Linked DNA regions of Homo sapiens: regions 1, 2 and 4 are each linked to region 3. A link is a contact called in ENCODE Hi-C or POLR2A ChIA-PET data. All regions are on one chromosome and are shown on one strand. The core of a region is the stretch at or near the end of the contact, and the rest is flanking DNA. Distances in the headings are between cores, read along the strand shown. Region 1 has its middle 27 kb from the start of HOXB1. Region 2 holds the start of HOXB7 (homeobox B7). Region 3 holds the start of ATP5MC1 (ATP synthase membrane subunit c locus 1). Region 4 holds the start of HOXB-AS1 (HOXB cluster antisense RNA 1).

What was found. A loop is a pair of places that touch in the nucleus more often than their neighbours do. ChIA-PET counts read pairs that join two places held with the same protein, here RNA polymerase II (POLR2A). Pooled maps may share reads with other maps.
Region 1: a pooled map shows a loop between it and region 3 (3-fold over the local background). The contact joins the enhancer-like site here to the promoter of ATP5MC1 in region 3. A Hi-C loop is called at or near these places in 2 of 37 single-sample maps with no recorded cell type and 2 of 50 pooled maps. POLR2A ChIA-PET finds 5 or more read pairs at or near these places in 2 of 52 experiments (HEK293T and K562).
Region 2: a loop to region 3 is called in a pooled map, with 5 times the contacts of the local background. The contact joins the promoter of HOXB7 here to the promoter of ATP5MC1 in region 3. A Hi-C loop is called at or near these places in 5 of 50 pooled maps. POLR2A ChIA-PET finds 5 or more read pairs at or near these places in 9 of 52 experiments (A549, A673, CD4-positive, alpha-beta T cell and 6 more).
Region 4: a loop to region 3 is called in a map of naive thymus-derived CD4-positive, alpha-beta T cell, with 4 times the contacts of the local background. The contact joins the promoter of HOXB-AS1 here to the promoter of ATP5MC1 in region 3. A Hi-C loop is called at or near these places in 1 of 168 maps with a recorded cell type or tissue (naive thymus-derived CD4-positive, alpha-beta T cell) and 9 of 50 pooled maps. POLR2A ChIA-PET finds 5 or more read pairs at or near these places in 2 of 52 experiments (A549 and OCI-LY7).

The regions. Positions count from the first base shown.
Region 1 is chr17:48,501,350-48,507,580 of GRCh38, reverse strand. No RefSeq gene overlaps it. Among named protein-coding and RNA genes, the nearest start is that of HOXB1, 27 kb to the left of the region's middle. Within about 2 kb of position 1,585, at least 3 of the 41 ENCODE cell types and tissues checked have a DNase peak (open chromatin) inside an H3K27ac peak, as active enhancers do.
Region 2 is chr17:48,608,233-48,614,365 of GRCh38, reverse strand. HOXB7 (homeobox B7) reads left to right here and starts at 3,349. Exons shown (of 2, transcript NM_004502.4): 1 at 3,349-3,847. The coding sequence starts at 3,448. It overlaps HOXB8 (homeobox B8), which reads left to right. Exons shown (of 2, transcript NM_024016.4): 1 at 1-85; 2 at 857-2,020. The coding sequence ends at 1,164. RefSeq lists a silencer at 2,173-2,222 and enhancers at 2,016-2,836, 2,837-3,656, 3,657-4,477.
Region 3 is chr17:48,889,740-48,895,756 of GRCh38, reverse strand. It overlaps ATP5MC1 (ATP synthase membrane subunit c locus 1), which reads right to left and starts at 2,970. Exons shown (of 5, transcript NM_005175.3): 1 at 2,847-2,970; 2 at 2,301-2,348; 3 at 1,308-1,385; 4 at 423-601; 5 at 1-102. The coding sequence starts at 2,339. It overlaps LOC105371814 (a long non-coding RNA gene), which reads left to right. Exons shown (of 4, transcript NR_135674.1): 2 at 3,080-3,510. RefSeq lists enhancers at 2,168-2,217, 2,258-2,367, 2,948-3,067, 3,078-3,537, 3,175-4,154.
Region 4 is chr17:48,542,603-48,548,741 of GRCh38, reverse strand. It overlaps HOXB-AS1 (HOXB cluster antisense RNA 1), which reads right to left and starts at 4,391. Exons shown (of 7, transcript NR_102279.1): 1 at 4,330-4,391; 2 at 3,385-3,621; 3 at 3,178-3,247; 4 at 279-367. It overlaps HOXB2 (homeobox B2), which reads left to right and starts at 3,633. Exons shown (of 2, transcript NM_002145.4): 1 at 3,633-4,221; 2 at 4,995-6,087. The coding sequence starts at 3,831. The coding sequence ends at 5,674. RefSeq lists an enhancer at 4,765-5,410 and a silencer at 5,218-5,507.

The sequences.
Region 1 (6,231 bases), core at 336-2,835, 390 kb after region 3:
AAATGGGCATCGCCTTTTTGCAGAGAAGTGGATAGTGCCAGGCGTTGTGGCTTATGCCTATACTCCCAGCTTTTTGGGAGACTGAGGCAGGTGGGTTGCTTGAGTCCAGGAGTTTGAGACCAGCCTGGGCAATGGGGCAAGACCCCGTCTCTAAACAAATTACAAAAATTAGCTGGGTGTGGTGGTGTGCAACTATAGTCCCAGCTACTCAAGAGGCTGAGGTGGAAGGATCACTTGAGCCCAGGAGGTTGAGTTTGCAATAAGCCAAATCATGCCACTGCACTCAAGCCTGGGTGACAGAGTGAGACCCTCTTTCAAAAAAAAAGAGGGAGAGAAGTGGATAGTATCTTCTCCTAGAAGCCGATAAAGAAAACAACTCTGAAGTGGAAGAAATAAAGACTGCTTCCCACCAGCAAACGTATTCTTTCCAGTGATGGAACCAGGAAGTCAAGATCTCTGAAATTCAAAGGCATGACCAAATGAAAATACGGGGAACAGCTGAATTAAGCAGAGGCCAGAATAGACCTCTGAGTAAGACTTCCCTTCTGCAGGCCACATCTTTCTCCTGGAGCCACTTTGGAGACTTGGTTATGGATTCTTTCTGGGGAAAAGGAGAAGTCAGAAACCTGGAGAGTCAGAGTGGGAATCAAATTCTTAGGACATAACCCAGTTGTCAAATGTCCTTCATACTCCTTTGACAGCATGAAGTCAAAGGCTTCCAGGAGATCAGGAGCCCTGACTGCTCAGGGCAACACTGAACCCCTGAGAGGAATGGGTATTGAGGAACAGTGATGTCTGCACAGTGAGGATTTAATAATCCAGACGCATATTGTGCTTACTCTTCTGTGAACTCTGACCTTCCTTTCAGGTCCCTGGACTCCATGTTCATTAAAAACTGGAATCACCAGTGACCTGGACCCTAGTGCACTGACACTGCCTTGGTCCTTTCATTTCTGCTCTCGCCCTCATGTGCTCCACGGATGCAAAACAGCTGGGGCTCAGTAGTGAGAAAATCACTGGCTGAGAAATCCATCTACAGCGGGGACCTCAGTGTGGAGCTACGGGATGGGTAAAGGACAGCTGGAAATAGGAGGCTTTGCCCTGCTGAGCAGGACAATATTGTTTTCATGGGCCACCAGGAGGCAGAGGTTAGGGCAAAGATGAAATTCTAAAATTCTCTTCTCTGTAAGGGAAGAAAAATAAGGAAGAAATAGCATCTCTCTGGCTGTAGTCAAAATAGTTTTCGGACCAACCTTTGGGTCAGGCATTCACCTATAGTCTCCTCTTGCAGCTTTAAATTCTGTATCTGAGACTTACCTCCAAATTCTTTTTGAAAGGGTGATTTGGCTTGTGTTCACAACAGCTGCTTTTTCAAAATATAATTTTCAGGTCTTGCCCACTGGCTCTGCAGTTCTCACTCTGAACCTTCACGGAGATATAGGACTGGAGACTTTTGACATGATTTGACATTTTCCAGGCCTTGACATTGAACAAGGACATGTGGTATGAGAAGTGACTCTCCTGGACCAACAGGATGTGCATACTAGGTTGGAGCAGGATGAGTCATCCATTCTGTCTGGCCCAGTTGCCTTAGTGACCACATTTGCAATGTGACAAGAGAAGCTCAATGGTGCAACCTAAAATTGAAGAGTTGGGTTTTCTCTTTTTTTTTTGGCATGACCTAATACTTAACAATAACCTCAATAAATGTTTGTTGAGCCACACCTGGTGCTGTACACAGTGGCAGGTGTTTACATAGTGCTTCCTTTTTGAGCCTCTTTCACAGACATCTCACTGCCTGTACACTTTTTGTATGTGTAGCCAGTGTTATCAATTTTATTTTACAGATGAAAGATCTTCATTTTACTGAGGATCAAAAGAATTAAGTGACCTGCCCAAGGTCATACATTTAATCAAAGGTGAAACACATTTTCAGACTCTAAATCCCGAATTCCCTCTCCTATAAGAAAATACCTACCCTTGTGACCAAAATAACTAGATTAAAATGGACTAGATCCATCTAGAGCAGTTTGCATGATATAAAAGTGGCCTTGATTGATAATTGTTGAAGCTGGGTGTTGTTGGGTATATGGAAGTTCATTATATTCTTTTATTTATGTATATGTTTGAATTTTTCTGTAATAAACTTTTTTCAAAAAAGAATAAATCTGTTTTCTGTGCTGAAATCTGCCCCTTTGAAACTTTCTTCCATAAATCCTGTCTCCAAGTTTTATTTTAATGGTTGAGTCTCATTACTGACAATGATGGCCATTAACTGAGAGTTTAGTGTATCAGGTGCTCTGATAAGTGCTTTCTTCACATGTCTTAGTGTTTAACCCTCACAACCAGCCTGTGACTTAGGTACTAGTATCCTTGTTCTACAGATAAGGAAACTGAAGCTCAGAGGGGTCACATAACATGCCCAAGATCACACCCTTAGTAAATATCAGAGCTGAGACTTGAACTCAGGTGTGTCCAGTCCCAAAGCATCCTCCGCCCCTTTTTTTTTTTTGTGAGACAGAGTCTTGCTCTGTCACCCAGACTGGAGTGTAGTGGTGTGATCTTGGCTCACTGCAACCTCTGCCTCCTGGGTTCACGTGATTCTCATGTCTCAGCCTCCCAAGTAGCTGGGATTATAGGCATGTGTCACCATGCCTGGATAATTTTTGTATTTTGGGTAGAGACGGGGTTTTGCCATATTGGCCAGGTTTGTCTCGAACTGCTGGCCTCAAGTGATCCACCCCCTCTTGGCCTCCCAAAGTGCTGGGATTACAGGTGTGAGCCACCGTGCCCAACCCAAAGTCTCATCTTTAACTATTTCCACTGCTTCACTTCCTTACAACCAGAGGGGAACATCTTTCTCTTGGAGGCAATACTGTTTGAAATGTGCTTTCATTTGCCTATCTTACAAGAAACTTGAAACACGGAATTGGAGACATTTTCATCCCCCCTGCTGGAAAAATAAGAATTGTAAACAGAATAGCTCTTTCATTCAGCCAGGCTTGTCTGTCCCCAGCTCCCTGAGGGGATTCAAGCACTTAACTTTGTTTTGTAATCTCAGGTTGAGGAACCTGGCATCCATCTACCACCTGAGCACAGGGGTCATGGTAATTTTTTCAGCTCCTGCAAGCGAAACCTCTGTCAAAGGAGTAGGGGAGGCAGGTGGAGTGGGGTGGGGAGAAGAGAACTACCTTTGAAAGGGATTTAGGTTCCATTTCTCTTCATGGATTTATAGAGCACTAACTTTTGGTGGGCAACCTCTTTGCCCTTAATTGGCCCTAACCTGGCCAAGGTGAAAGGACACCAAAAATTTGAGGTGGGAGCTAGGATGCCCCCACCTTAAGTCCTGCATGATTGCAGCCAAGCCCAGCACTGGCTAGGTCTCTCCCTTCTGTAGCAGCAGCCTTCTCAAACTAGTGGGAAGAGCTTTGGGCTGTTATCTGATGCAGTATCAAATATTTAGCTGGAGAACTTTCAGAGTGCTTCAGGGACGCAGGGAACTGTTTAGATATCAGATTCTCTCCTGCCAGGTCAGGCAAACCCCCTGGTGACGAATGGCTGTGTTTCCTCAAGCATCCTTCCCAGCAGTGAGCTATCTTGTGCGCCCTTTAACTCTCTGTCCAGCTGAGAGGCCCCAGGCCTGCAGAAGCTGTTCTTCTAATCCTCATCTCAGGCTCAAGCTGCTGCAGTGGGCGATGGAAGATTGTTTACAGAAGATGAAGGCTCACTGCCTCGCACCTGGTTTCTGTCTGGCCCACACTGATGGGGATGAAGGATACTTCATTTATCTCAGCCTCTCTTCTCAGGCAGCTCCTGCTGTCATGGCAAGCTTGGGCCAGTGTTTCATTCCCTGATAAGCAGCTTTCTAAAGAGCCGGGGAGAGCCACTTACGGGCTTTACATACCTCTCTTGAGCCCCCATCCCAGTTACCAGGGGCAGCAGGGCTGGATGGGGTGAGGGCTGCTGAGGTTTTATATCAAGGGGTCAAGTGAGACTTGCTTTCCAGCTATCTGGTGTGCAGGGTGTTTCGCTCTTTCTCTATTTACAGATTTTGGAAACAGGTAGTCAAATAATTCATCTGTCCTTCTTGCCTTTGGAGAATTAAGAGAGAAGGGGTGTCTGCTTGGCAGAGGGCATCAGAGACAAACCTTGTTTTATGATGGAGGGGGACGGATAGACGAAGAGAAAGGCCCACTGGGACAGAAGTAGCATTCTAGAAGGATGCACTTGGAAGTGGAGAGTGAGGAAGCCCCCTCCCTAAAAGCCTCTAAAGATAAAGTTAATGATAACAACATTTATGGGGTGCTTACCATGCACCCAAGCCCTGTGCTAAGAACTTGATCTCATTTAATCCCAAGAAATAAATACTCTTATTATATCCATTTAACAGATGAGGAAATAGAGGCTTAGAGGGATTAAGTATACAGCTTGTAAGATGACAAGCTGAAATGTAAACGTGGAATAGCCTGGCTCCAGGGCCCCAAACCCTTAACAACTGTGCTCTAGTAGAGAGACATACCATGGGCAGCTGAGTCTGAGGGTACAGAGTTCTGTGGACTCCGGTTTGAGTTTAGAGTTGCTCAGCGGACCGAGTGTCAAACTGTCCCTAGCCCTTTCCTTATGCAGTCTCACAACATCAAATCCTGCTACTTACAGAGGTCCAGGATCCTGACACATCCACTCCTCCCCTTTCTACCCCTTGAGAGGCAAGCAGTTATGAACTTGAGGCAAGGAACAATTGCCCTCTGAGGGAGGCTTCTTCAGTTTCTTCTAAAATTTCCTTGTTGAGTTAGCAACAATAAATGTTTTCCACATGTCCAGCCACGCTGGGCATGGTGGCTCATGCCTGTAATCCCAGCACTTTGGGAGGCCAAGGTGAGAGGATTGCTTGAGCCCAGGAGTTCTAGACCAGCCTGGGCAACATAGTGAGATCTCGTTTCTACAAAATAAACAAACAAAACCCAAACACTTCCAGCCAAGAAACTCAAAAAGTGGCACAGCGACCCCCTTCACAGTCTTACTCTTCCTAGGTCTTTGCCAGTGCAGGCTTTGAGCCCAGCCACCTTCTGGCCAAACTGTTCACTCTCCCTCAGCCACAAGTCTACCCTCCAATGTAGGCATGCACTGTGGCTGGTTTCTCTCCTGGGGGAAAAGAGGGCTGTGGGGGCTTACAGACCAGTGTGAGATCTCTACCTGCTTTTGCTTGATGACATCCTGGGTGCTTGAACCTGGAGTGAGGCAGCAACTCTAAGGGGTCATGGATCAAGCAGATAGCAAAGGGTAAGTGTGAATTGGACCCTCAGAGAAGCTGAATTTGGAGATGGGCTTTGAGGGTTTGGGGCTGACAGCTTTTGGAGTTTTGAAGAGGCAGATTTCCATTAAAAAAACATTTCTCCTTTACTTGGCTAAATCCACTTGCTGTCTCCCACCTTCCTGGGAAAAGTCAATAACCCTTTGGAAATGAATTCCAATAGTAGATATGGTGGTGGTACTCTTCCAATAGAGTAGGAAGTTGATCATCTCTGTTATTGGAGTCTACTCCAAATAGTTGAATGATGCACTGATGCTCTAGGAAGGTGCCACCTCCCTCCTGAGACAGGTGTCTTAAGTTGTTTGGATAAGTCACTGACCTGTCCTGAACTGAAGGAATACTGAGCCTGGCCAGAGAATGGATCTTTCCCCTGTTCACAGGCTGGGCCTTTAAGCCCAGGCAGACACACCTGTTGTGCTGATGATCTTGGAGAACCAGGCAAGAGAGCATGGATGGCACAGTGTGATACATCCTGACCATCTGACTATCCTGCGGAGCGGTCTGGAACATCTTCATTTTTAAAGCTGGTTGTGATCATGAGAACGGCATGAAGAAGGACTGAAGACCTCACTTCAGGGCCCAGGAAGGACTGGTCCAGGACTCAGGAGGTGTGTGTTGTATTCTTGACGCTTTCACTGAGTTGCTGTGGGATATTAAGAAAGTCTTACCATCCCTGGGCCTCCCCTTCTGGAATACAGAAGTTCATCCCATTCCCCATCGTGAGAATGTGACATGGACAAGGACAAATGGCATCACTTAAAATACATGTCACCTACATTCAAGGCAAGGCGGCTTTGATAAAGGTAAGTCCATGTCTCTTCTCTCCACCTCCTCCACTGAGCTCTAGGCTGCTTCTTTCTGGGAGCAGTCAAATCAGTTCAGAGGACCTCACTGTCTGCAGGGCAGAAAGCATTGACAGG
Region 2 (6,133 bases), core at 2,100-4,599, 280 kb after region 3:
GCCGCCAGCGGCCTGGGCGAGGAGGCCGAGGGCTCCGAGCAGAGCCCGTCGCCCACACAGCTCTTCCCCTGGATGCGCCCGCAAGGTGAGCTCGCCTCGGGGCCGACAAGGGCAGGAGGGGGCCGGAAGGGCCCAAGGCCTGGCAGGCCGGGGCGCATTTCCTCCAGCTTCTGGAAGACTTGCCGGCTCCGTTCCGATCGCCTGCCGCTTTTCCCCTTTCTTTCTTATCTTTCTTTCTTCTTTCTTTTTTCTTTCCCTTGAAGGGGGTCGCTTAGAAACATTTCCTGAATCTATAAACCCCTCATCCTGCCTTACTTTTCTTCTTCTTCTCCTCCTTTTTTTCCCCTTTTACTGTTTTATGGGGGGTAGTGAAGAGAGGGTGGTGGGAGTGGGGGCGCTCAACTTTTGCACTTCTCAATTGCTTTATAGTTTAATTACCCTGAAGAAACTTTTCTTCTGGGGCAGAGGCTCTGGGGGCTTTTCAAGGTGGGTCCATTCGTCCCCACCCGGCTTTTTTATTCTTATTTTCCCCCCTCCTTCACATCCTTCCTCCTAAAGTTTATGGCACTTCTAATAGATCTGAACCACCTCCTACACAACTCTGGTGCTGGTTACCGGGGGAGGGGGCTCCCCTTTCTGGCTCCCTTAGATTCACTTGTGTCTAATCCCCCTCGCCCCTCCTCCTCCGCCGACCGCGGCCTTCTTGCGCCCCCCCCGCCCCCGCACGGGGTAGAAGGTCCCCTGCCCTTATTATAATGGTCTCCCAGGCTCGTTCACGAATCTTCCAACCTTCTCCGTCCCTGCCCCCTCCCCCACCCTCCCCTCCCCTCTGTCTCGCCCTTTCCCCCATTCCCAGCAGCCGCCGGACGCAGGCGAGGCCGACAGACCTACAGCCGCTACCAGACCCTGGAGCTGGAGAAGGAGTTCCTATTTAATCCCTATCTGACTCGTAAGCGGCGAATCGAGGTATCGCACGCCCTGGGACTGACAGAGAGACAGGTCAAAATCTGGTTCCAGAACCGGAGGATGAAGTGGAAAAAAGAGAACAACAAAGACAAGTTCCCCAGCAGCAAATGCGAGCAGGAGGAGCTGGAGAAACAGAAGCTGGAGCGGGCCCCAGAGGCGGCGGACGAGGGCGACGCGCAGAAGGGCGACAAGAAGTAGGCTTCAGCTGGGACTGCCAGGGCCGCGGCCGCCCGCACGTCCGCGGGTCCCGGCCGCGCCGCCGCCGCGCGCCCCTGCCCGAGAGAGCTCTGGCCCCGCTAGCGGGGCCAGGAGCCGGGCCTCCCACCGCAGCGTCCCCCGCCGCGCCAGTCCCCGCTAGTGGTAGTATCTCGTAATAGCTTCTGTGTGTGAGCTACCGTGGATCTCCTTCCCTTCTCTTGGGGGCCGGGGGGAAAGAAAAGGATTTAAGCAAAGGCTCCCTCGCCCTGTGAGGGCGAGCGGCAAAGGCCCGGCTGAGCCCCCCATGCCCCTCCCCTCCCCGTGTAAAAAGCCTCCTTGTGCAATTGTCTTTTTTTTCCTTTGAACGTGCTTCTTTGTAATGACCAAGGTACCGATTTCTGCTAAGTTCTCCCAACAACATGAAACTGCCTATTCACGCCGTAATTCTTTCTGTCTCCCTTCTCTCTCTCTCTCTCGCTCGCTCGCTCTCGCTCTCGCTCTCTCTCGCTGCGTCCTCATTTCCCCTCCCAATCCTCTCTCCCCTCTGCAACCCCCCAGCTCGCTGGCTTTCTCTCTGGCTTCTCTCTTTTCCTCCTCCACCCACCCCCTTTGGTTTGACAATTTTGTCTTAAGTGTTTCTCAAAAGAGGTTACTTTAGTTAGCATGCGCGCTGTGGGCAATTGTTACAAGTGTTCTTAGGTTTACTGTGAAGAGAATGTATTCTGTATCCGTGAATTGCTTTATGGGGGGGAGGGAGGGCTAATTATATATTTTGTTGTTCCTCTATACTTTGTTCTGTTGTCTGCGCCTGAAAAGGGCGGAAGAGTTACAATAAAGTTTACAAGCGAGAACCCGAGACTGGCCCGGCCAGCGCTCCTCATTTGCTCCCGGGTGCCTTGCAGAGCCGGTGGGGAGCCTGTCACCGGGCTCCTGCGCCTGCTGAGGCTAGGCTGCAGAGAGGAGGGGGCGGGGGCTGGAGGCAGGTGGTGCGAGTCCCTCGGCCCAGGGGCGCTGGGGGTGAGGGAGGCGGCTGAGCCTGATTGGAGGAGAGAAAAACGAGGGAGGGGAGCCAAGAGAAACCCCCTCCTCTCGCGTTCCGAGGCTGCCCGGCCAGGGAGGCCAGGGCGCCCAGGCCACGCTGGAGACCTGCGGCTGGGCTGGTGGCTGTGTCCCCCGCCACCTCCCTCTTTGTTTTGCTGTGTGTCCTCCCAAGATGTGTGTCGGGAGGTGGGGTGGGGGGCAGGCATAAAGGTGGAGTGCAGGCCTGCTGAGCATACTTTTTTTCCCTCGGACTGTTGTTGTTGGGGGAGCAGGAGGAGAAGGGAGACCGCTCTTCCCTGCCTCTCCCTCTCAGGGACTTGGCCACCTTCGCTCTGTTCTGAGGCCATGGCTCTCTGCCTTCCTTCCTTCGCTGCCTCTGCTTCTCTGGTAGTCACGCTCCACTGAGGCATCCGCCTCCGGGAACCGGGAGAGCAGCGCGCCCGGGCCAACCTCCACCCTTCCTTTCTCTCCCCACCCTCCCAACCCCCTTTTTCTTTTACTTTCAAACCTTTTTTTTTCTTTTTCTTTCTTTCTTTCTTTTTTTTTTTGCCACCAGAAACGGCAGCGTCCAAGGCCCGTGGGCTGGATCCTGTGCCCTAGGAGCACCTAGGAAGACTTGCTCCATCTCCGCCCGCATATCTGGGGCACCAAGAGAGACAGAGTCGTGAGCCAGGCTCGCCTCATTCCTCGTCTTGGGAGAACCGGACCAACTTCCCCAAAAGGCCTTGCCGTGCAGAATTGGCCTGGTTTAATAAAGAACAGACCTGCCCCAAGCACCCACCCACCCAGTTGCGTGCATTCAATCCCTGCGTTTGTCTCTCGCTCGGTAACGGGCTGAAGAGGATGGGTGGAGGGTGACACGGATCGCCCCGAGGTTATTTATTTTCCCTTCCACTCAATCTCTTCCTCCCCAAATCTCGCCTGCAAGCGGCCTCCAGCCCGCGGGAGTCGGCAGCGGCCCTTGAGCCCCCAGCCCCAATCCACAGGGCTCGGCTTTCCCATTCATTATTGATCATATTTTATAAATCCAACGCCACACAATTTTTTCCACATTACCGGGAGCCGTGGGGAGACGGCCCGGCCATTGGCGGAGGGGACGTCACGTGGGCGGGGTCACGTGGTCCGGAGAGGAAAAAGGGGGTCCTTTTTGGTGTAAATCTGGACTCTAATTCTGTAATATATCAAGGAATCTCGTAAAACCGACACTAAAACGTCCCTGCCTACAAATCATCCGGCCAAATTATGAGTTCATTGTATTATGCGAATACTTTATTTTCTAAATATCCAGCCTCAAGTTCGGTTTTCGCTACCGGAGCCTTCCCAGAACAAACTTCTTGTGCGTTTGCTTCCAACCCCCAGCGCCCGGGCTATGGAGCGGGTTCGGGCGCTTCCTTCGCCGCCTCGATGCAGGGCTTGTACCCCGGCGGGGGGGGCATGGCGGGCCAGAGCGCGGCCGGCGTCTACGCGGCCGGCTATGGGCTCGAGCCGAGTTCCTTCAACATGCACTGCGCGCCCTTTGAGCAGAACCTCTCCGGGGTGTGTCCCGGCGACTCCGCCAAGGCGGCGGGCGCCAAGGAGCAGAGGGACTCGGACTTGGCGGCCGAGAGTAACTTCCGGATCTACCCCTGGATGCGAAGCTCAGGTAACGCCGCGCACCGAGCTGTCCTGAGCCCCAGGGGCCGGGGCACATTACCCTGAAGGCGCCTCCTTCCCGGCTGGGCGCCCCTTTCCGCGTCCAGAGTGCTCCCAGCCGGAGGTCGGCCCTGGAAGGCTGCACCCACTGGGCCGCGACCCAGCAGGCCATCCCCGCCCCCATATTTGCTCGGTGCTCTCAGGCTCGCTCTGCTTCCCGGCGGATCTCTCTTCGCCGGCACCACGGCGCTGCGAGCCCCCAGCCCGCCCCCACCCTTCCTCTCGGCCTTTTAGCTTTAAATATTTATCAGCAGCGCCGGCACGGGCTGGAGACGAGGCCGTTTGTCTTGCGGAGGAAGGCCGGTGTTTGCAGAGAATAGCCATTAGGGTCTCCCCCTTCTCCCCCCTTCCCAGCTAAGGATCTCAGCCCTGGGTGTGTCCCCCTGCCCCACTCGGATAAGGTATGGGGGAGGGGGCCATAGCGCTAAGCAATTCTCCCCTCCCCCTTCCTCTCCAGCCAACCCCGCTCCCCCATTATTCCCATCAGGACAATTAGAGGTGGGCTCTAGAGGCCTGGCGGGAGGAGAAAAGGACCCAGCCAGGGACACAGAGCTAGAGAGGCAGGTGGAGGGAGGGGGCTGAGGCCAAAGGAGATGATCCTCCTGATCCCAGTGAACCTGGGTGGGGGAGTGGAACAGGAGAACTAGAAAGGGGCAGAGGCTTCATGGGAGTGCAGCTGGCTTCCTGAGGTGCTCTTCCTAGGGCTCCTAGGAACCCCTAAAGAACTGGCCAAGTTTGGAGGTGTCATTCCAGATAAGTGACCCTTTTCTTGGGGGAGGGGCTAGGACTCTCTGGAGCCAATTCAAAAATTAGAGAGTGCAGTTCACCTAGCCAGCTGCTGCAGAACCCCAAGAGGCTGAGGTTCCATGGGGTCCCTGCCGAGTCTGACCCAGACATCCTTTTCTGCACTGTTCCAAAGCAGACGAACTTAGGGGCTAGCCCCAAAGTCCAGAAGACCCAAGACTCATGGTCAGAGGCACCCAACCCAGCAATGGTCAGGGGCCAGAAGCAGCCCAGCTCTCATACCATCAGTATTAGTGGTTATAGGTCCCATTACCTGCTCCATAGTTTAACTGCCTTTCCAGTTGATTTATCAAAGCCCCATTTTTTCTGCTCATCAGCATTTCAGCTTGGCTTTTATCTGACTTGAAACTAGGGCCCCTAGCCCCTCCTCCCTTGTCTCCTTCCCAGGAGGGCTGACATCAGCACCTCTTTAAAGTCTCCTCAGGTTCTGGTCCTAATGCAGAAGTTCCCCTCTACCCTTCAGTCCCCACCACCCAGATACTCCATGTTCCATCCTATCCCAGGCTGCTGTCTCTCCTTTTCCCCTGTGCATTCCTGGAGGCCCAAGGATTGCTTTAGAGAGCTGGGCTGTCTAGGCAAGCAGGCAAGCAGGACAGCCTGGCCCTGGCTGAAGCTTAGCCACTCACTGGAAAAGAATCATCAGAGGGTCACTGCTGTCAGACCAACTCTTTGCTCCAAGGAAATCTGCAAATTCTTACCTTCTCATTCCACAACATGCTGGGGATGAGTTGGGGGGACTGGGCCTTTGAGGCCCCTTTGTCTCCTTTTCTTCTTGGGAAACGTTCTTAAGCTAGGCCTGGCGCCCCACTCCAGGGTCACTTGCATGGTTTCTCTTGGTCTCTACTGGAAAGACCATCAGATCAGCATTCAGAAAAGGGGGTTTAGGGTCCTTGACCCCAGAGAGTGAAAGGAGGATTAACCTCCCCTCATCCCACTTGCACCCCTTAGGTGCAGAGCCTTTAAGAGCCAGCAGATTACTTTCCTGGGTTCAGAAGCTCCAGGCTAAAAAAGACTTCTTGGATGAAAAATGGGAATGTTTGCTTTGAGAAGCCTGTAGAAAGTTCAGCAATTAGGGGAGTTTGCAGCTGGAGTAAGGGCTGGGGTATGAAAAGCCAGAATTTGGTTTAGTGGGAAAATGGGCTTCTTTGCCCATCGCCCATTGACTTCAAATCACATACACGGTATAAGAGGGAGGTGGCCACTCTCTTGGCGTTTCCTTTTTTTTTTTTTTTTTTTTTTTTGAGACGGAGTCTCACTTTGTCGCCCAGACTGGAGTGCAGTGGCGCAATCTCGGCTCACTGCAAGCTCTGCCTCCCGGGTTCACGCCATTCTTCTGCCTCAGCCTCCTGAGTAGTTGGGACTACAGGCGCCCGCCACCACGCCCAGCTAATTTTTTTGTATTTTTAGTAGAGACGGGGTTTCACTGTGTTAG
Region 3 (6,017 bases), core at 1,721-4,220:
AGGATGAGGAAGGCGACCATCAAACAGAAAAGCCCCATGGCCTCAGACAGGGCAAAGCCAAGAATGGCATAGGAGAAGAGCTGCTGCTTGAGAGACGGGTTCCTGGGAGGGACAGAGATCATTGCCAGTTGAGGGAGAGGAAGGGGTGAGGGGAGGGGAGGACACAGGAGGGTGAGGTGAATGGGGACTGTTACTCCTGGGAGAGGGCCTAGCCTGCACAGATCCTGGGGATTTGGATGGACAAGCAGAGTGGGCCAACCTGGTAAGTTTAAGTGAGCCAGGCTGGATGCATGTTTTCTCTGGAGAAACTATGATGTAGATGAAATCAACCTGAAGGCTCCTGAAGGGAGCTCCTCCAGCTGAGGCTTCCCCAAACGGGGTGGAATTTACAGTGGGAGATGCTGTAGACCACCCAAACTTACCTGGCATAGCCAATGATCAAGCTGCCAAACACGGTTCCAATGCCAGCCCCTGAACCAGCCACACCAACTGTGGCTGCCCCAGCACCAATAAACTTGGCTGCTGTGTCAATGTCCCGGGAGACAACACTGGTCTGGAACTCCCGTCTGGCCACCTGGAGTGGGAAGTTGCTGTAGGAAGGCTAGAAAGAGAAGCAAGGCAGGCGAGATAGCAGAGAGATAGTATGGCATAAGGACAGGTGGCTGACTCTACCTCCTTCACCCCACCCACCTGAGCTCTGAAACTGTTGGCAAACTGCCTGGTAAATGCAGAATACTCTGATTGCAGAGTATGCTGGGAATTAGTCTTAGAGTCTGTTGTCAGACAGCAGACAGGACTAGGGAAATTTCATGGGTTAGGCACACCTCACTTTTATAAGTTTCTTACCTACAAGGCTTACCTTGGGGGACTTAGAACTATTAAAGCATACAGATTCTCCAACTCTCCTCCCACTTTGGTCTAAAGGCAACTTAAGCTGAAGGACCCCTGTCTGGGAACATTCCTTGATTTAAAAAAAATTAATTAATGGGTTTTTATGAGTCAGGGTCTTGCTCTGTCACCCAGTCTGGAGTGCAGTGGCATAGTCACAGCAGTCTCGACCTCTGGGATTAACCAATCCTCTCATCTCAGCCCTGGAGTAACTGGGACTACAGCCACATGCCACCACACATGGCTAATTTTTTTATTTTTTTTGTAGAGATGGGGTTTCACTGTGTTGCCCAGGCTGGTCTTGAACAACTGGGCTCAAGTGATCCTCTCGCCTCAGCCTCTCAAAGAGCTGGGATTACAGGTGTGAGCCACCATCCTGGGCCTTGGGAACATTCCTAAGAGAGCTATTCCTCCCTTACCTGTTTAGATGAATTCACTGGGCTATTCAAGAAGGAGGCAGACACAGGCCTGATTAGACCCCTGGTACAACAGCGGATCTGTAAAATCAGAAAGCCACATCCTACCAAATCAGTCAAGGAAAAAAAATCCTAATTGCTGAGCTGTCAAAAATGACTACAGATTTCATAAACAGAATAAGTTCAATGTATTTCAAGGTCAATTTATTCCTGTTCCTATCAGATAGGCCTGCCCCAGAGACAGCTGTCTCAATAGCTTGATATAGTCAGCAGTGGCAACCTTCACCATTCAAAACCAAACCAAAGTTCACTTCTTTGGGCACAGCTTTAATCAGCTTCTCAGAATGGAACAAGAACCCACACTAATACCAAAGCAGGTACAGGAAAGGTTTATACCCAGATCACCAAGTAATCAGATGGGGGAAATTTTATTCTGCTAAAATACACTCACAGCTACACACCCTAAATGGAGTGGGCCAGTCAGCCCCGGAAACCGACTGGAATAGCCATCCAAGGAGAGCCATCTGTAACATGGCTTTTTTGAAATAATTTTTAGTGCAGTGGTTCTCAAACTTGGCTGCACGGTGGAATCATCTGGAGAAGTCTTAAAAGATACAGATGCCTGGGTTCCACCCCCATTCCCAAAGTCTGATGCAAATGGTCTAAGGTGCAGCCTAGGCATCAGGATTTTAAAAAGTTCCCTGGATGATTCTAACGTGCAGCCACTGTTGAAAACCACTGTTTTAGTGGGCTGTCTCTATGGCCAGGACAGACTGGGGATAAAAATCAAATCCAGACTCTCTGACCACATTCCAAAGCCAAGATAGCTTGGTTCACAGGCCCAGATAAACAGGGGTTACCTTCATCACATCCTACAGCCACCTCAAAGAGCCTACATCATCAGGACGCCAAGCTCCCCTGGGTTCATTCATTAAACACTGATGGCGTCCACACCATACACCTGGTACTACAGAGCACTGCGGCGCGGCACCTTACCAGAGCTGGAGAAATGAATAATGCCCCGGCGGTCTGCATTTTTTCAGTCTGCAGAGGGGGAAAAAATAGTAATAATAATCCCACTGAGACCCTGGTTGTTTGCTTATAATGACGACCTTTGGTCGTCCCCTTCACCCCCGTCCGTCCTCCCTAGACCACGCTCTTCCTTGCACCGTGCCCCAGCTGAGGAGGGCATTAGAGGTCAGAGGGACAGAGCAGTGGGTCTTCAAAGCAAAGTCATGGAGATCGGAAGTCAAGGAAATGTGCCCAAGCCCCAGGAAGGAAATGTTGCGAAAGGGAATGGTCTCTCGGGAAGACTGGAGGCGGATACTGGGCAGGTGTCGCGCAGGATCCTGCCCATCTTACACAGCAGTCCCCGACCCGCCCCAGCCGAGGCAGTCAATCGTTCATTACCGTTGGTAATTAACATTCATTGATAAGGCCATATCTAGATTGCCATAGCCTCTCCCAGCACTGGGGGGAAATACCCCTCCACACTGCCCAGCCCACAACCCTGCCTATTGCTGGCTCCCGGCCCCAAGTCACCTGCACTCCTACTACCCTGCAACCCCTGCTTGGCCCACAGCGCTCGCCCGGCTCAAGGTGACAGACTCACCTCCCAGCTTTAGCCCTTGGTCTCAGCGCTCAGCTTCCCCCACCCACGTGTCCTGGACCTTCTCCATTCTCATTGGCCGTAATATCCCCGCGTCCCCATTGGTTGACGTCATCGATTCCCCACTCTTATTGGCTTTCCGCAGCTGCTTCCTCTCCCTCCACAGGAGCTTCGTGGCAATTCCCGCCTCCATGCGGATAGAGGCGGGGCTTTCCTACGAGATCTGGATTACGATTGGCCGATCCCTGAAACGCTCGACCATAGAGTTGGCGGGACTCAGAGGTTCCATAACCTCGCGCACAAGATGGCGACCAAGGTGTACGCTGAAGAAAAAGGCGTGGGAGAGATGACGGGACGTGTGACGCAGTCAGACACATGACTTTGGCCCCGAGCCTTCATTCGGGCGCTTGGGCCACGGGGCGCGTTGCATGTTGGGATTGGTAGTTGCGCTGAGGGGGGGGGCCCAAGGACAGCTGAGATCCCGCGAGATATTCTAGGCCGGGAGAGCCGATGCCTTTGCAGTAATTCCCACCGTGGAGGTTTGTGGAAAGACCGCTTTCCATGGAGAGTAAAGGCCGGCTGGAAAGTCCCCAAGCGGTGAGCGCAGTTTTGTGGACCTCAGCCGGTGTTCAGCAGTCATGGACTATCATCCAGATGGCTTTCTAAAACATTTGTTGGGCCGGGTGCAGTGGCTCACGCCTGTAATCCCAGCACTTTGGGAGGCCGAGGCGGGCGGATCACCTGAGGTCAGGAGTTCGAGATCAGCCTGACCAGCATGGTGAAACCCCGTCTCTACTAAGAATACAAAAATTAGCCGGGCATGGTGGTGGCGCGTGCCTGTAATCCCAGCTACTTGGGAGGCTGAGGCAGGAGAATCGCTTGAACCCGGGAGGCCGAGGTTGCAGGGAGCCGAGATCGCGCCACTGCACTCCAGCCTGGGCAACTGAGCAGGATTCCGTCTCGGGGGAAAAAACAAACAAAAAAATTGTTTATTTTGTAAAAACAACACTGAAAGAATGAAATAATATCCCTATAGAAAAACGAGCAAAGGATAGGAACAGGCAATTCAGTAAGGAAGAAATATGAATTGCAGGAACGAATGTCAGCCTTCCTAATCAAAGAAATATAAGTTTAAACGCTCCGCTTAGTACTGCTCAAAACAGCAGAGTTCTTTTTATTAATGTGAGCCACACGCTCTCCTATATTGCTGGTGAGAGGATGAATTAGAAAACCTTCCTTGAAAGCAGTTTGGCAATATTTATTTTTATTCAAAGGCTGTGAATGGGCCATCCTCTTTGACCCAGTAATTCTTGAGTAACTAAGAGCCTTTAAGCTCTCCATCCACTTTTCATCCAGTAATATCACTTCTAGGAATTTATTTTGAAGAATCAGAAATGCAGATTCTTTTAAAAAGATGTGCATTTGCAGAGTTTGTCGAAATTGGAAACAAGTAAATGTTCCACTGACAGTAAAAGGTGAAATAAGTTATGATATTTTCACTTGATGAAATAAGCAGAAATAAAACAGGAAATAAAATCATGTGTTTTTTTTGAGACGGAGTCTCGCTCTGTTGCCAAGCTGGAGTGCAGCGGCGCTATCTCGGCTCACTGCAAGCTCCGCCTCCCGGGTTCACGCCATTCTCCTGCCTCAGCCTCCGGAGTAGCTGGGACTATAGGCGCCCGCCACCACGCCCGGCTAATTTTTTGTATTTTTAGTAGAGACGGGGTTTCACCGTGTTAGCCGGGATGGTCTCGATCTCCTGACCTCGTGATCCGCCCGCCTCAGCCTCCCAAAGTGTTGGGATTACAGGCGTGAGCCAGCGCGCCCGGCCATGTTTTTGAAGAATATTTTATTTTTATTATTATTATTTTTTGAGACGGAGTCTCACTCTGTTTCACACACTGTAGTGCGGTGGTGCGGTCTCTGCTCACTGCAACCTTTGCCTCCCCGGTTCAAGCAATTCTCCTGCCTCAGCCTCCCAAGTAGCTGGGATTACAGGCGCGCACCACCATGCCCGGCTAATTTTTGTATTTTTAGTAGAGAAGGGGTTTCACCATGTTGGTCAGGCTGGTCTTGAATTCCTGACCTCAAGTGATCTGCTCGCCTTGGCCTTCTAAAGTGCTGGGATTGCAGGCATGAGCCACTGCGCCTGGCCTTGAAGAAGATTTTATATTGAGAAATATTTTATAATGCAAAACTATGCATAGAATTGTGAAAAAATATGCATGGAAAAAGAATGAAAAAAATGTTGAAAATTAATAGTGAATTCTAGAGGGTGTAATAAATTGATTTATATTTTTATGAGTATGGGTACTTTATAATAGAAACATATTTTAAAAATTACACTAATCTGGCAATTCACAAGTCTGGACTCTTAAGAAAACTTTTTTTTTTTTAATAATTTTTTTGTTTTTAGAAACAGGGTCTCACTCTGTTGCCCAGGCTGGAGTGCAGTGGTGCAATCATCCCTCACTATTATAGCCTTAATCTCCTGGGCTCAAGTAACCCTCCCTCCTCACTCTCCCAAGTATCTAGGACTACAGGTGGGATCTTGCTATGTTGTCCAGGCTGGTCTCAAACTCCTGGCCTCAAGGATCCTCCCACTTCAGCCTCTGGAAGTGTTGGGATTACAGATGTGAGCTACCTGCACCTGGCCAGAAAAACATTTTCTTTTCTTTTCTTTTCTTTTCTTTTCTTTTTGAGATAGAGTCTTGCTCTGTCACCCAGGCTGGAGTGCAATGACGTGATTTCGGCTTACTGCAACCTCTGCCTCCCGGGTTCAAGCAATTCTCTGCCTCAGCCTCCTGAGTAGCTGGGATTACAGGTGCGCACCACTATGCCTGGCTAATTTTTTTGTATCTTTAGTAGAGATGGGGTTTCACTCTGTTGGCCAGGCTGGTCTTGAACTCCTGACCTCGTGATCTGCCCGCCTTGGCCTCCCAAAGTGCTGGGATTACAGGCATGAACCACCGTGCCCAGCACATTTTCTTTTTTTTTCTTTTTTCTTTTTTTGTGAGACTGAGTGTCACTCTTTCGCCCAGACTGGAGTGCAGTGGCGAGATCTCGGCTCACTGCAACCTCCGCCTCCTGGGTTCAAGCCATTC
Region 4 (6,139 bases), core at 3,142-5,641, 350 kb after region 3:
TCCTGTCTCCCCCTTGATATGTCTTAAGTTTAAATACCATTTTCTCACTCATAAGAGCCTGTAACATTTTGCCAACTTCTTCAGCTGTGGTTTAAGTAGCAAGTTGGGAGGTAACGGGGGACTCTTGGATGCTCTCTGTAGGTTTTTCTGTTTGGCCTGTATGCCTCTAGGTTTTTCATTCATTGACCTTTCGTCTGTTAGCTCCTTTGGCCACAGCGTCCATGCACCCCCCACCCCCCACCCCTTCCCACCACCACCAAGAAAATCTGGCCGATTACGGTTTCTTCCACGAAACCTAAACTTCACAATCCTCTTCCGGAGCCACAAAGAAGGTGTCACGTGACCCGAAGCCCAACCACCATTGGGTCTAAAATGAAAACAAAGAAAAATGATTAATCTAAAAAAAAAAAAAAAACAAAACTGAGGCCTAGACTTCTCAGGTCAAACTTTAAAACTAAGTAAAATTAAATCACTAAATAAAACTCGAGGCGGAGGGAGGGGAAGCACGTTCGATTTCCCCTGCCAGAGAAAGGGGAGAGGAGGGTGGGAGAAGCTGTTGGATCCAAGCGTAAATAAAACGGTCCCCAGGCTAATGTGCGGCTCTGTTTCCATCATCCTTGGGAAAACTTCATTTCTTAGTTGTGGTTCCATAAAAGTTTTATCACATTGGAGTGAAAATAGAGAAGGTCTGTCAAAGATGAAATGTCACCGCCGAGTCGCTGGAGCCGATAAGAGCGAGAAGACAGGGCGGCTGAAATATGGAGCTAATTCGTTGAAAGAGAAGCGATGGCTGCTTGCTGAAGAGCTGCATAATTCTAATTGTAAGCGATGTGCCCGCATTGCTTAATTAGGAGCATATATTTGGTGGTAGTGATGTTGGGGGAGTGAGAATCGTTCCAGGCCCTGCCTTAAAGAGAGGGCTGATTTTCATTTTTATGTTGCATCCTGGCAGTCCAAGGTTAGTAATTATAGTCTTTATGCAACAATAAATAACAATAAAAAAGCAACCTGAACTCTACGCCCTCCCCCTTCCCCACCACCAAGTAGGATTTTAACTGGACTCATCCAAGCAGCAAGCAATTTAGCATTGGGTCAGGCTATAATTTAAAGGCATAAGAGCGTGCAAAGTTTGATTGGGATCAAATAACGCTCAAGGGTTTTTCTTTCTTTCTCTTTCTCTCTTCTTCCTTGAATAACATTTTCTGAATGATATAACTAGATGAAGCACCATGTTTGGCTCTGGGGCTGGGTTGGGTTGTTATTTATCTAGCAGGAAAGAGGCCAAGAAAGAGAATTTAGCTTAAGTTTGAAAAACAGAGCTTTGGCTCGAAGCTGGAATTGCAAACAAGAAAAATAAGAACCAACTTGGCTTGGTGTTCCCTATCCTTCTCTTTGGAAGATTCCAGGCGCTCAGCTAAAGCAGCCAAAGACGTGGGTAAAATATCCGTGCTGTTAAATTCACAGCAGGACAGGGGGGCGGGGGAGGGATGTCTCTGAAAAGGAGGGTTCTCTGGGCCCCTTTTAACACCCAAGTTTTCCGCTGTTTGCTAATCTGGCCATAAAATCTGTCAGTGAGGGTTAGAGAGAGCTGTATTTCCTGCAGGGACAGTCTGCCCGAGTTGCCTGAGATAAGCTCTGGATCCTTCAGCCAGCTACAGAAGCTGTTGCTAAACTTTCAGAGGTGTTCAAGGGGGTGGCCAGAGGGAGAACCCACTCTCAGGCCTCCCTGCATGACTTCCAGACAGCTACTATTTGGATTATTCTATGCCCACCCCCATCCACACCTCTAAATGGCAAAAATTGTTTTCTTTGGAGCCTAGTTGCACACTACTGTCGCTGGCCACTTTGCCCAGGTCAGAGCAGCTCTCTCTGTTCTGAGCCCTCCAGAGCATGCCTCCTCGGTCCCTGCAGCCCCCACCTCCAACTCCCCTTTCTCCATCCTCCTCTCCCCCACCCTCATGCTTCTACTCAGACTTCTCTGTCCTTCTTTTTAAGTACTCACGCAGATGTTACACTGACAGAAAGTTTCTAGTTCCAGCTCCGGGCTCAGTTGCCATTTCTCTGCTAACCAGCCTTCTCCTCCTGGCTGGGCAGCAGAGAGAGAGGAGGGGGAGGGGAGGCCAAAGCCATGGGAGTTCTCCAGGCAAACTTTCCACCCAACTTAGCGCTTTCCCTCTGTCCCCATTTCCCATCTGTTTCCCAGCTCTCCCAGAATCACCCTTCTCTTTTGCACCCCCACCCCCACCCCCAGGCCTTTTTAAGGGATGTGAAATTTTGGCTGTTCGCTCTGCTTTCCCAAAGAGCCAAATTCTTTGATGCAATCGGAGGGAGCTGTCAGGGGGCTAAGATTGATCGCCTCATCTCCTCTCCATCCGTCTGACCCACTTATTTAAAAATCTTCCCCCAGATCGACTTTTCATTTTCTGCTTTGAGGCCTAGTTTCCCACCAATTGCTTGGGGCTCAGAGTCTTGTGCCCTCTCCCCATAGTAAATTACAACACTCTAAACTTCAGACTATCTTGGTCTCCTCAAAATAAAATAAATTTTAAAAACATTTTCCCCCAGCAGCCAGAAATGGAATATCATCTCAGTGGTCATTATTTCCACCCCTACCATCTTCAGGGAATTCTTCCTTGTCAGGGATTCTTTTTTTTTTTTTTTTCTTTTTTCTTTTTTAACTAGCACAATGGCAAAAATGGGAGGGAAAGTCTCTTTGTCCTAGGGGAAAATCTCCCCACCACACTCATGCACACACATAACGCTGATCTGAACTTTGAGAGTGCTCTAAGTTAAACCAATGGCTACCTCAGTTCTTGTTCATGTCCCTGGATATGGATACAGATACAAGCTTGAGGCTTGAGTGGGTACATGCACATCTTAGACTCTGCCTGTTTTTGGGGGATGTCACAGAGAAGCATGGAAGCCTGAAAGTGAGGAAAGCAGGGGTACATAAGGGGCAGAGGCAGTGCTGCAAACACTGGGCAGAGAAGAGAACCCAGACCATACAGCGATGGAGGCCAGAGGCCCAAAAATGCCCCTTATGCTCCATCTCACTCCTATGTGTCTGCCTGGGAGTTCCTGTCCATTTCCCAAGATTTAACTGTTGTTTTTGGAGGGTAACAGGGATAGTGGTGTGATGATTGTAAATCTCTTTCTTATTTTCACCTTAATACTGACCTTTTTCAAAGAGTGGAAGCCTCTTTCGACTCCCTCTTCCTCCAACGCGGAGATCCTCACTCATCTTTTCCTGGGGAAGGGGAGAAGGGAAGGGGATGCTGCTGGCCACGTAAAGAAGGCCTTAATTTACTCTATTAAAATACTTGGAAAAGAGGAAGGTTTCTCCCTTAGAGTCTCTTCTTTTCCAGGCTTCTGAAACCTTCTAACCTTCGAAGGGGATGAGGAAAAGGTTCCTCTAGCTTTTCTGGAGAAACGGAGGCATTGGGGAGAGAGCATGTGAGGCACTGGTGTAGGAATGGGGGCTCATGGTGTCCTGGTCGTGGTCCTCTGGTGTTTTTGAATCAATTAAACCAAATAATGCTCTCTGTTTTCCACCAGGCCCAGACGAGCGATTGGCGGAGGCCGGTCCCGTGACCACGAATTCCCTGTAATTTCGCTGGAGTCCTGGGTTTAATAGAGAGAGTCCCCATACGCTTGTATTTATCAGCAATATACAATTATAAAGGCCCAAAATTAAAAAAAAGAGAGACCGAAATCTCCCCCTCCCAAAATCGCTCCATTACATAAATCGGGGGGGGTGCAGGAGGGGGGTCCCTTCCGATCCTCCCTCCTGACGCCCCCCCCAGCAGCCCCCTCCCCCACCATTGAAAGCCATGAATTTTGAATTTGAGAGGGAGATTGGGTTTATAAACAGCCAGCCGTCGCTCGCCGAGTGTCTGACTTCCTTCCCCGCTGTCTTGGAGACATTTCAAACTTCATCAATCAAGGAGTCGACATTAATTCCTCCTCCTCCTCCTTTCGAGCAAACCTTCCCCAGCCTCCAGCCCGGCGCCTCCACCCTTCAGAGACCCAGGAGCCAAAAGCGAGCCGAAGATGGGCCTGCTCTGCCGCCGCCACCGCCGCCGCCACTCCCCGCTGCCCCCCCGGCCCCCGAGTTCCCTTGGATGAAAGAGAAGAAATCCGCCAAGAAACCCAGCCAATCCGCCACGTCTCCTTCTCCGGCCGCCTCCGCCGTTCCGGCCTCCGGGGTCGGATCGCCTGCAGGTCGGTAAGCGTGGTGGGGGTGGGGTGAGGGGCAGCTAGAAGAGGGGGAGAAAAAGCAGTGGAAGGAGGTTTAAAAAAAATGGTGGCGAGCCTGTTGGGGTTCCTTACCCCCTCCATTCCTGGGATGGGGAAGTAGAATATCCCACTGGGGTTCAGGCCTGGCCGCTAACAGCGTCTTTTTTTTTTTCTGTCTCTCTCTCTCTTTCTCTCCCTATGGCTGATTTTGGAAGCTGGTTGGGGAAACGCCTTTTTTTCTGCTAGAAGAAAATGATTTGATTGAGGTTTTCACCCGTATCTGTGTAGGGGAATGAGTATGTTGTTGCTGGGATAGACCCTAGAAGCAGAAAAGATTCGGTCCTTTCTGCCCCAACTCTAGGAGAAGAGGAAGAATTCAGAGCTAGGGAGGAAGAGGGGTGAAGAACAATCTTTCTGACCCTCGCTCCGGTTGAGTTGGAAAGTTCCGAATTGAGGGGTCCACTGGGAGGGCTTGGGAGGGGGATCTGAGGTTCCGGCGCCGAAGGGAGCCGCTCTCCGCCCCCTGCGTGGCCCGTGGGCGGCTCTGAATGCTTTGCCCTGACCCGGGCCGGGGCTGTAGACTAGAGAGGGAGAGAAGAAAACCCAAAAGCAGTAAAGCGAGCGGCTTTGGGGTGGGGGCGGGGGTGGGGTGGCGAGGAAGGGGAGAGGTGATACTGGTTTTGGAGGATGGGGTAGTCCGAACTGAGGTTGGGCTGAGTACACGGCCCGCTATGACGCCGAGCCTGTTTTCCCTGCAGATGGCCTGGGACTGCCGGAGGCTGGTGGCGGCGGGGCGCGCAGGCTGCGCACGGCTTACACCAACACGCAGCTGCTGGAACTGGAGAAGGAATTCCACTTTAATAAGTACCTGTGCCGGCCACGCCGCGTCGAGATCGCGGCCTTGCTGGACCTCACCGAAAGGCAGGTCAAAGTCTGGTTTCAGAACCGGCGCATGAAGCACAAGCGGCAGACGCAGCACCGAGAGCCGCCGGATGGGGAGCCTGCCTGCCCGGGAGCCCTGGAGGACATCTGCGACCCTGCCGAGGAACCCGCGGCCAGCCCGGGCGGCCCCTCCGCCTCGCGGGCGGCGTGGGAAGCCTGCTGTCACCCGCCGGAGGTGGTGCCGGGGGCCTTAAGCGCGGACCCCCGGCCTTTAGCCGTTCGCTTAGAGGGCGCAGGCGCGTCGAGTCCCGGCTGCGCGCTGCGCGGGGCCGGCGGGCTGGAGCCCGGGCCATTGCCAGAAGACGTCTTCTCGGGGCGCCAGGATTCACCTTTCCTTCCCGACCTCAACTTCTTCGCGGCCGACTCCTGTCTCCAGCTATCCGGAGGCCTCTCCCCTAGCCTACAGGGTTCTCTCGACAGCCCGGTCCCTTTTTCCGAGGAAGAGCTGGATTTTTTCACCAGTACGCTCTGTGCCATCGACCTGCAGTTTCCCTAACCTGTTTCCTCCTCCCGGTCCTTTCGACCCCCGCGCTCCTTGGCCGTCTACTGGAAAAATCGAGCCTCTCCCACCCTCAGTCGCATAGACTTATGTGTTTTGCTAAAATTCAGGTATTACTGAATTAGCGTTTAATCCACTCCCTTTCTTCTTCTTCTAAAATATTGGGCACTCGGTTATCTTTTAAAATTCACACAGAAAAATTCCGTTTGGTAGACTCCTTCCAATGAAATCTCAGGAATAATTAAACTCTAGGGGGACTTTCTTAAAAATAACTAGAGGGACCTATTTTCCTCTTTTTTATGTTTTAGACTGTAGATTATTTATTAAAATTCTTTAATAATAGGAAAAGGGGAAAGTATTTATTGTACATTATTTTCATAGATTAAATAAATGTCTTTATAATACCAAAACGAGTGTTTGTGTTGGGACCTAAACTCTTTCCCCGCGGCCCCAAGGCCGGTC